Regions from separate parts of the Homo sapiens genome. Here region 2 is linked to region 1. Evidence: chromatin loops called from intact Hi-C (ENCODE). Cell type or tissue: endothelial cell of umbilical vein. All regions are shown on one strand. Each heading gives the region's core, and the rest is flanking DNA. Links, peaks and the distances in the headings are about the cores only.

Region 1 (5,432 bases), core at 573-4,572:
GTCAGTCTCTGTCCTTGCCCTACCATTATGGGCTGTTCCAGCGGTCTCTTGCTTACAGATTCCTTTAGAGTCCCAGTCTGTCTCTTCATGCGTGGAGAAATAACTGAGACATGTCAGAGCTTCCCCAAATACTCTCATCAATTTGCCTACATAGTTTTGCCACTCAGCAAACTTCCACCTAAGGAGTGAACTATCTCTTGGAGAAAACTTTCATCTCTGAGTGGTCCTCTTAGGGTCCCCTTTCCTTGGCTTGCTTTTAGGGAAACACACCCCTGTCCTCTCGTGTAGGTGAAGGGAGACACCATGGTATTCTCTTCCTTGATTCATTTCAAAGACTCCCCCTCTTCAATGAATCTCTAACCTTCTTCTAAGTAGTCACTGTTTACATTTGCAAGGTTATATTTTATTAGACAAGAGGTATACCAAAGGAATAATTTACAAGTAATTTGTGGATTGTAATTGTTGTGTGGCAATATGGATTTCTGATTCCCCTCCCCTCATCTCCCCACCACATGTCTCATGTGAAGACTGACTCCTGTTGAGAGCAAGTAAACAGAGCTGTGGCGAATTTGACTCAAAAAGGAGACAGATATTCTTCAGTACAATAAAGTGCAAACGATATACTAATATGTGTTGATTTTGATAGTATGAAGAAGCTAATGGCCCTATACCGAAAAGGTAAAAGACTGACCTAAATGAAGATTTTTTTCTCTTCTCTCTTCTGCCTTCAGCAACTGAAAATCTCTGCAACAACTTGGCAATGGAATGTGAAGGAGCTGAACAAGGAAGGACCAGATGACTGACTCATGGGGTTTGGTTGAAGGAGATGAGGGCAAGGAGAAAAGGGATATGAAGAGGGTTGTAGAGGTTGTGGGAGGAAGGAGATAGAAAAGGCCTTTGGCAAAGATATTTTTCTGCCTACATTTATGTTGGCCATATGGGGATGCCATAAATATCTTGAACACTGGAGGAGCTAGGTGTGGCACCAGACATCAAGATGGCCCTCAAGAATTCTAGCCTCCTGGTATTCATGTTCTTATATAGTCTCCTCCAACACTGAAAAGGGCTGACCTGTGTAACTAATAGGATATTGTGGAAATGATGGAGTTTGTCTTCTGAGGCTAGATCATGAAAGACATGTGGTCCTTGGACCACTTAATCATGAAGAAGACAGCTGCCATGTTGTGAGGACTCTCAAGCAGCTCTGTGGAGAGGTCCATAGGTAAGGAACTGAGAACCCCCTCCAAGTGAGCAATCTTGGAGGTATATCCTTTCCTCTCAGTCAAGCCTTCAGATGACTACAGCCTGGGCTGGTATCTTGACTGCAACCTTATGAGAAACCCTGAGCCAACACCAGCTAAGATTCTCCTGAATTCCTCACCCTAAGAAACTGAGATAATAAATCTGTGTTGGTTTAAGCCACGTGTATTGAGATAACTAATTATGTGGCAATAGAAAACTAATACACTAAGAGATGAATTAAATAGAGAATCCACTCCAAGATTCCACTGTTCTGTGGATTATATAGAGGTTGAACATGTTGCTCCAATCTAAGCTATTTGTTTATTCTTTTAAATTCTGTGTGTCTGCTTGACTGGCCCACAAGACTCTAGGATTATCAAGTATACTACCCTACCCTTCCATAATAAAAGGTGTAGGCTGGGTGAGGTGGCTTATGCTGGTAATCCCAGTGCTTTGGAAGGCTGAGGTGGGAGGATCACTTGAGGCCACGAGTTCAAGATCAGCCTGGGCAACATAGTGAGGCCAGGAGATCAAGACCAGCCTGGGTGACGGAGTCAGACTCTGTCTCTAGAAGTAAGCAAATAGGTAGTTAAATAAATAAATAAAATAAAGGGTGTGGTGTTTGGGTTACAATTTTAAATGCTGAAATTTAAGAAATTAAGAAATATACAATGAAATGATATAACTCATTAACAGTTATTATTTGCATATAAAAGTAAATACAGTTGTGAGAGACTGAATACTATGAATAAAATCACATGGTGTGCACCTGTCACAGTCATCAGTTTCACATGTTCCTGCTGAAAATAGTTGAACTCTTAGTTCCTCAATACCATTGACCTTTTCTTTTTTGAAAAAAAAAAAAAATAAATCTATTTCTACTGTAATTTGCTATCACATATTGTGTCCTTCCCCTTTTAAAAACAATGTTATTTCTGTCTCTTTTTATAATAGAATATTCTAAAATCTTCTGTTTGTATTCTACATTGCAGCTTCATTTCAAATCCAAATCCTTACAATTGGCATTGCTTAGCAAATTAACAATGATATACTTCGGTAGATATCTTGTTATGCTTTCTATTGTTTTATGTAACAATTTGGCAATTGCATAAATAGACATGTATCAATGATTCTAATAATTGAAATGGCATTTCCAGTTCCCCTTTAAGTGGAGGAAAACCTATTAAAATTAATTCATTTTAAAAAACCCCACTGTCGCAAGGCAATTTCAATAGAAAGATACCACTATCTCCCTTGCTCAGAGGTTGCTATTTACATATTTAACATCCTGAATCTCTAAAGGGAGTTCAATACGATGTAAGCATTAGCATAAGGCAAGCATGTGAACCAGATACATCTACCTATCGCTTTTTATTTGGTGTTTTTCCTCCTTTGACTTTGTCATCAAACTCAGAAACCGTCGGCTTCTGGCGCCCTCTTGTGGACAAATGCTCCTAGTGTTTTTGGCAGCTCCCTTGTTTAGGGAAGTTTGAAAAAACGAATAATTTTCCTATTTGTTTATGCAAAATAATTTGAATTTCTGAAATAGTGTGACAATTTTTGCTCAGTTACAGAATTGAACTGAGAGAAATTTCTATTAAAGCAAACATAAGACAAAAAAAAAAACCTCCCGATAAAGCAATGAAATTCCTACTACATTTTTTGTTAGATGGATTGTTGGTTCTAACTTATATTGATAATAATTAATTGCAAGAATATCAATCATCTCTGCTTCCTTCCTTCTCAATTTAGGACTTGACTAAAGGGGAGGCTTCCATTCAGCATTTATTTTCCCAGCTCCAGGGTCAAGACCCACCGTGGTCACTGGAGTCCTGGCAGTCTGCCACTGCAGGATGGGTCCTCCAGCACAATTCCATAACTCATCCGACTGCCATTCCTTTCCTAGCATCTCCTACAACAGTGTTCTCCTTTGGCCCATCCTCCTCATCCTGTCCTCCACTGACACGTTAATTTTCCTTCTTGTGGTCGGGAAAGATTAATTGAGCATCATTGAGCATTTACGATGAGCTGGAGTCTGAGTAACAGTAGAGGGATTAGCACAGTGCTAATGTGATAATAGGGCTTAATGAGTCAGGGTATAACCCATGCCCAGACCACACAAAGCTAGGAAAAAAAATTAGGCTCATAGCAGTGGTCATGTAAATTATTTCTTTGACTGTATACCTGCCTTTGTGGGAGCTCCAGCCACTTCCAGGTGTCCCTATCTCAACTATTTCTGGGAGTTCCTGTAAATTCCCATAGGTGTTCAAATAGTTTTCTCGGCCACCACACAAACACTTTCCTTTCTTTAGCTGGACCCTAGGAGATGCAGGCTGCCACGTGTTGCTTGTTTGTGTATATGTAGGTGTCTCCTGAATCTGTTGCCATGAGGTGGCTGCTCCTGCCTTGTTGAGGCCAGCTGAGGTCACTGGGGCAATGCTCTGTGTGGAGAGGTCTTGGTCACTGCTGATGTGCTGGTGCTCTAGGTATGCCAAGGTTCACCAAGTTTTTTGACTTCTTAGATCTGTATTGGCCAAATGGGAAAAAATCCCACTCTTGTTCTATAGTTTTTCAAAGTTCAAAAGCAATGCTGATTTGTGTGCCCAGTAGCTCTCTGACCTTTGAGCTAGGCAGCTGTCTTATATTTCTGTCAAAGGCTCTTCCCCTCGGGTTCCCAGAGAGATAGAAGGAAGAGAGAGCCTATGAGGAAGAGGGGAAGTCACAGAACAAGATGAGACACACTCGCTTTATATCACTCCTTGCAGTCTTTACCCAGGGCATTTTTATTAGATGAAACAGTAAGTTTCACTTCTTTTTCTTTGCTCTGAGGCTGTTTTTAATTTTCTCAAACTGATTCCTTGTGGCTCTGATTCATCCATTCTTCAGAAATGCTCAGGCATGTCTGCATCTAGGAAGAATGCAACTTAGGCTTGTGTAGGATTCTCTCCATATTAGTTAATGGTGACAAAGGTGATAGTGGACAGTGGTGACCAGGTTACAAGGAGGGAAGGAACATCTTTAGAGGAAAAATATTGGCAGCCCTCATATTTCTAAAATATTCCAGAAATTGCTCTTTAGGGGAGGAGCACATCCATGAAAACTTTCAGTATAGTTTCAAAAGTGCTTGAATGTATCATGACAGCATAATACTAAAAATCTCACACTATTCTGTTTTATAAAGTACTCTCACTTTGTGATGTGTTCAGCAAACATGTCAAATTGTTATTAAGCTCATTGTTTACAAATACGAAAGTTATAAGAGACCTAATGGTCAAACAAATGTGTATATAAGTAAGTAGGCATTACCTAAAGGCATTATCTATTATTAGAATCATTGGTACATATCCTTTTATGCAATTGCCAAATTGCCAAATTATTATATAAAACAATAGAAAGCATAACAAGGTATGCTAATTTGACTGATTAGCTAGAAATTTGCATAAAGACATTTTTGTTTCTTCTATTTTGCAAGGTAATTATATTAAAATGCTCCCACCTCCCCATCTCTGCTTCTCACATTTTATGGCCCAATAATATAAAAATAGATTCTCCTGATTGCTAAGTGGAGGCAGCCTATTTAGTTTTGAACTCAGATGCCCCAACTTTCTTGGTGAATTGCCTAGGACGAGTTCTCTCAATAGTCTGAGCCTCAATTTCCTGATGTTATGACATTGGATAAATAACACTAGTGGTACCTACCTTATAGGTGGCAAGGCTTAACTGAGATCATCAATAAAACCAAGGACAGTTACTAAGGCAAAATAAAACTTTTCTCTCCACATAAAAGTAAGTTTTTGTATGTCAGTTATTCCTCGGTAAAGCTGTTAACTAAAGTGAGAGACATTTTTGAAATGAAAATTGTCATACTAGAAGAAAATGTTAAGTTCCACTCCTGAAAAATCTGAGCTTTCTTTCAAAGAAAGGTAAAGTTCTGAGAAAGACAGACAGGAGGGCTGTGCTTCCTGCTGCACACTATGGAATGAGTATCTGGGGACGACATGAGTGGCGACCATAAAGTGTCCCTTCTGATGAGTTTGAATCATCACTTTATTCTTTTACTTAAGCCAGCACTGACCAATACAGTAGCCACTGGCCACACGCGGCTATTGAGCCCTTGAAATGTGGCTAAGCTGAATTGAAATGTAGTGTCAGTATAAAATGCACATCAGATTTTGAAGACTTTAAATTAA
Region 2 (5,432 bases), core at 720-4,719, 260 kb before region 1:
CTGGAGACTGCCAACACTCAATGCCATGAGAAGATGCCAGTGAAGGACATCTATTTCCAGTCCTGTGTCTTCGACCTGCTCACCACTGGTGATGCCAACTTTACTGCCGCAGCCCACAGTGCCTTGGAGGATGTGGAGGCCCTGCACCCAAGGAAGGAACGCTGGCACATTTTCCCCAGCAGTGGCAATGGGACTCCCCGTGGAGGCAGTGATTTGTCTGTCAGTCTAGGACTCACCTGCTTGATCCTTATCGTGTTTTTGTAGGGGTTGTCTTTTGTTTTGGTTTTTTATTTTTTGTCTATAACAAAATTTTAAAATATATATTGTCATAATATATTGAGTAAAAGAGTATATATGTATATACCATGTATATGACAGGATGTTTGTCCTGGGACACCCACCAGATTGTACATACTGTGTTTGGCTGTTTTCACATATGTTGGATGTAGTGTTCTTTGATTGTATCAATTTTGTTTTGCAGTTCTGTGAAATGTTTTATAATGTCCCTGCCCAGGGACCTGTTAGAAAGCACTTTATTTTTTATATATTAAATATTTATGTGTGTGCTTGGTTGATATGTATAGTACATATACACAGACATCCATATGCAGCGTTTCCTTTGAAGGTGACCAGTTGTTTGTAGCTATTCTTGGCTGTACCTTCCTGCCCTTTCCCATTGCTACTGATTTGCCACGGTGTGCAGCTTTTACTCGCCACCTTCCGGTGGAGCTGCCTCGTTCCTTTGAACTATGCCCTCACCCTTCTGCCCTCACTTGATTTGAAAGGGTCGTTAACTCTCCCTTACAGGTGCTTTGACTCTTAAACGCTGATCTTAAGAAGCTCTCTTCATCTAAGAGCTGTTACTTTTTCAGAAGGGGGGGTATTATTGGTATTCTGATTACTCTCAATTCTAATTGTTATATATTTGAGCCCATACAGTGTATTAGGTTGAACCATAGAAACTGCTATTCTCGTAGGTCAAAAGGGTCTAGTGATGGAAGTTTTGTAGATAAGTACCAGGCATCTCAGTAACTCCTAGACTTTTTCTCATCCCATGCCCCGTTTTAAATTGTCAGTTTTCCCTCTGACTCTTCTGTGTTAAAACATGAAACTATAAATTTAGTAATTATCATGCCTTGCTCTTTTTAATCTATATGACTGATGCAAGCCCCTCTTCTTAACCGTTTCTTGGCTTTGAGCCCAGAAACACAGCTCTCCCTGTCTCCAACTCCAGTAAGCCCTCCTCAGCCTCACCTTACGAATCCAAAGAACTGGGGTTTGTTAGGTTCTTTCTCTAATGTAGAGGCCCAGATCCCATCACAAAGTTTTTCATTCTTCCTTGTCCACCATGATCTTCATCACAGTCTTTGATATGTCTGCATGCAAAGTGGAACAGAGTTGGGCGGCAATGACAGAAGAGCTTCCTTGGCCTGACTCGGTGTGCGGCCACTTCGGCACTGCTTAATCCAGATATTCTTGTTAACTAAGCATTGTGCTTCCCAGGTGGTCTGAAGTCAGGTACTCTCTCTCTCAACACCTGTAGTTGAATATGATTTGGTCAGTTGCTCGTTGTAACTTGGAGAAATTCCTATAAAGTAAGATCTCCTTGCCTCTTCCATCCATTGTTGGCACCCCCTTGCAAAAGGAAAAGAACAGCAAAAGTCAGGAGCAGTAATCTGAGAAAGTTAACTCCAGGATAGGTAGGTTTCTATTGTTATAGCTAGATGTAAATCTTTAGTTCCAAGAAGTGATAGAGTTTCTGCTTTAATAATTTGTTGATAAGTTTACATAAACAGAAATAAAAGATACTATCTTTACCGTAGTAGTTCAGGCCAAGATTATGCTTAGTTTTAGTTCTCCAGGTAGTTACTTTTGCCATGTCCTATTGATCAGTGACACTGCCAGAGGCCCATACCGGCAAGAGGAAGAGGACGTCATTTTGTAAAGTTTAACTTCTTAGCGAACTGATGTGCCACCCAGTCACAGAGTGGAGTTGTGAATTCATGTAGAGGTGGCAAACCTCTACCTTGTGTTGATGAGAGAATAATCTTGGGCAGTCTGGGAAAATAAGGAAGGCATCTCCTTCTTACTCATGGAGATTCAACTATAGAGAGTTGAAACCTAAACCCGCCTTCCTTTTATAGAAGCTGGACTAGAGACGGACTGACCATCAGCTCTGAACTGTGGCTTTTTTTGTTCACCTATGATGCCATGTACCAAATTCAGAAGCTATCGTTAATAATTTGTTTTATAATTGAGTAGTACAAGCGAGGAAAAAATACGGAGGATAACCACTATTTTTGTGCAAATAATATGAAAGTGAAGTAAAAGCAATAGAAGAAATTTCTATAGGATCTGGGTTTAGAGTGTGTATCATTAATAAATATACCTTTGCTCTTTTCAGGGAAAATAACAACCACCCTTACTGATAGTTGGGAAAAGAAGATTGGGTTATTTTGCCATATCATTTAGCTGGAAGTGACATTTAAAAGCACCCTGCATCACTAGTAATAGTGTATTTTGCTATTCTGCCCTTGTAATCGGTGTCCCTGTAAAACAATCCCCACAGATTACTTTCAGAAATAGATGTATTTCTCTACGTAAGGGCCAGGTTTATTTTCTCCTTTTTTGAGATTTCTAGAAAAAATGCTGCTTGCACATGTTGGTTCTTGAAACCTTAGCTAGAAGAATTTCAGGTCATACCAACATGTGGATAGGCTATAGCTGTTCAGAGGTCTCCTGGGGGAGCTTAAAACGGGGGAAACACTGGTTTTCACAGATGCTCCACATGGCTGTCTTTAAAAGACTCAAAACTTTTTTTTGTCCTCTTTGTTATGCTTGGAAGCTCCCCCCCCCCCAACAGTGTGTCGAGTCTTTGCAAAGAAACCTTTAGATGTGGTTCATAGATATATGAATACGTATCTGTGTAAAACAGTGAGTGTGCAGTGTGTAAATACTTTAAATTATTATGCTAGAAAAATAAAGTTACATACCTTGCTGTGGAATGTCTGTTCTGTGATTATAGGGACACCTGCTGGAAGAACTGAGAGCTGCAGAAGAAAGGGAGTCGGGGGAGGGGGAATTGTATAAAATCCCTAAAGGTTACTGATAAGTCATGCCACCTGCCCACAAATTCGCTGATTTTCAAAACTATAGCATTACTGTCATTTTTTTTCTTTTGAAATTTTAAGCAGTTACAAATCCGTATCAGTGAGATTGGTCCACTAGTATTGTCCCAAAGTTCTGTCTTTAGTAACAGTTTTGGTCCCTTGAAGACATACAGCCTGCACTCTAGTTCTTTTTAAGGTGATGTGAACAGTAACGACTTCCTCCTGGTGGGGAGGATTTGGGAAGGCAGGATTTTCTGGCTTTGAAAACAAATCCTCACTTCTTGGGTTTTAAAAAGAGACATCAAGAGATCACAAGTTGGTCTTTGTTCAAGAAACACACCAAAGGGTAGAAAAGTTAGGAAAATAACTGAAACAAAAGGCACAGAGAAGCACTGTTACTTGTATTAGGTAGAATACTAAATGGATCAGATTCTGACTGGGATAAACATACATGTAATCATTTCTTCTTTTTTTTTTTTTTTCTTTTGGAGACAGGGTCTCACTCTGTCACCCAGGCCAGAGTGCAGTGGTGCAGTCTCAGCTCACTACAGCCTCAACTTCCAGGGTTCAAGTGATCCCCCCGAGTCGCTGGGGCTACAAGTGCATGCTACCATCCCCAGCTAATTTTTGTATTTTTTGTAGAGACTGAAGGCAGGGTTTCACCATGTTGCCCAGGCTGGTCTCAGACTCCTGGACTCAAGCAATCCGCCTGCTTCAGCCTCCCAAAGTGCTGGGATTACAGGCATGAGCCACCACACCTGGCCATAATCGTTTCTTAAAGAAAAAAGCTTAACCATTGCAGTTGACTATTTACATGTAGCAGTTCAGAGCAAAAAAAAAAAAAAAAAGACAATCATATCAGCTGAACCACATAAAATAGGATGAAATGACATAGTCACTGAGTACCCAGTGATGTGTCTGTGCTGAAAGAATGCAGATAATCTATAGCAGAACGAAATGTGCTATAGACTATTTGACTTTTATGCTTAAAGTCAAAAATAATTCTTTACCATTCTGTCTTCATTCCCAGAACTCCAGCTCTTTGGGGACTGAAACGTCAACTCCAAAATCCCAACAGCGACATCAACCCTAAGAGTCCTGTTATCTGATTTATTTTTTATCTTGTTTATTTTTAATTTTGTAGCATTGGCAGTATTCTATTGTCTGGAACTAGCTGGGATAACAGTCTTGGATTGCTGCTGTCCTTTCTGAGCAAAGATACCTTGCTGCAGATTTTCTCCCTGTTCTATTTGTATGTGAACCAATGTCTCCCCCACAGAGAAAGTAATCAGGATGTTCAAGGAGCAGTTTCAAAGTTCTTTATTATTTCACTACCTAACCATATTGTTACCTAAACCTAAACCATATTGTTTCTTTCTGCTTCTATCCCTTTTCTGTATGTCTTCCAAATGGACAAGTCACATGAAAGCAATTGTTATTATTTAGATGGTATTTTCCTTTAAATTTACTGCTCTTTGGCTGGGCACAGTGGCTCATGCCTGTAAACCCAGCAATTTGGAAGGTCGAGGCGGGCAGATCACTTGAGGTCAGGAGTTCGAGACCAGCCTGGCCAACATGGTGAAACTACCATCTCTACTAAAAATACAAAAATTAGCTAGGTGTGGCGGCGAATACGTGTAATCCCAGCTACACGGGAGGCTGAGGCAGAAGAATCGCTTGAACCCAGGAGGCAGAGGTTGCAATGAGCTGAGATCATGCCACTGCACTCTAGTCTGGGGTGACAGAGCGAGACTTAAAAAAAAAAAAAATTCTGCTCTTCTTCCCCCAGGTACCTCTAATAAGCATGCCATTTGATACTATCAACTAAATAATAGAATATGCTGTCCTTTGTACCCAAAAGGTTATGTCATGGCTCCCTGACGGTGAAATATGTGTGAAATCCAACCAACACCCAGCAGGATACACTAACAAACATTCTACAAAGCCAGAATGGATGCCCTCACCCTCCTTGGAATGATGTTAAACCAATTGAGTAAACTGGTCCTGCCAACTGCAATGTAATAAAGTAGGCCTATCAAACTTCAGCAGGAAGAAAGCAACAGGGCAATGTTTTCTGAGTTCTTCATGAGTAATATTTCTATGACCCATTTTTTATTTCAGTAATGAAAACTCCAACTCCAGAAGGAAAAAAAAAGCATTCTGCTACCAGATTGAATATACAAGACCTAGCCACAGATGAATTAACCAAGTAGGAATTGCACCTGCCATAGATGACATTTTCAGAAGATAACATTATCTCAATCAATAGTGTAACACCGCCAAGGGAAATGGTGCTATTTGATAACCCACAGGGTTTCCAAA

The links. Hi-C counts contacts between places; a loop is a spot of excess contacts. Peaks named below come from ENCODE experiments on the same cell type or tissue, not always from the same donor. Only the 100,000 strongest peaks of a DNase experiment are listed, where the experiment ranks them.
Region 2: a loop joins it to region 1, with 3 times the contacts of the local background. A loop is called at or near these places in 5 of 110 quality-filtered maps.

Annotation. Positions count from the first base shown.
Region 1 is chr5:99,057,858-99,063,289 of GRCh38, forward strand. It overlaps LOC107986436 (a long non-coding RNA gene), which reads left to right. Exons shown (of 2, transcript XR_001742822.1): 2 at 732-2,129. Among named protein-coding and RNA genes, the nearest start is that of CHD1, 130 kb to the left of the region's middle. In endothelial cell of umbilical vein, for the core only: a CTCF peak has its summit at 2,678 (motif pointing left); DNase peaks (open chromatin) are centred at 2,674 and 3,094.
Region 2 is chr5:98,793,490-98,798,921 of GRCh38, forward strand. RGMB (repulsive guidance molecule BMP co-receptor b) reads left to right here. Exons shown (of 3, transcript NM_001366508.1): 3 at 1-3,005. The coding sequence ends at 264. Among named protein-coding and RNA genes, the nearest start is that of RGMB, 23 kb to the left of the region's middle. In endothelial cell of umbilical vein, for the core only: a CTCF peak has its summit at 3,029 (motif pointing left); a DNase peak (open chromatin) is centred at 3,012; H3K27ac peaks cover 512 bases.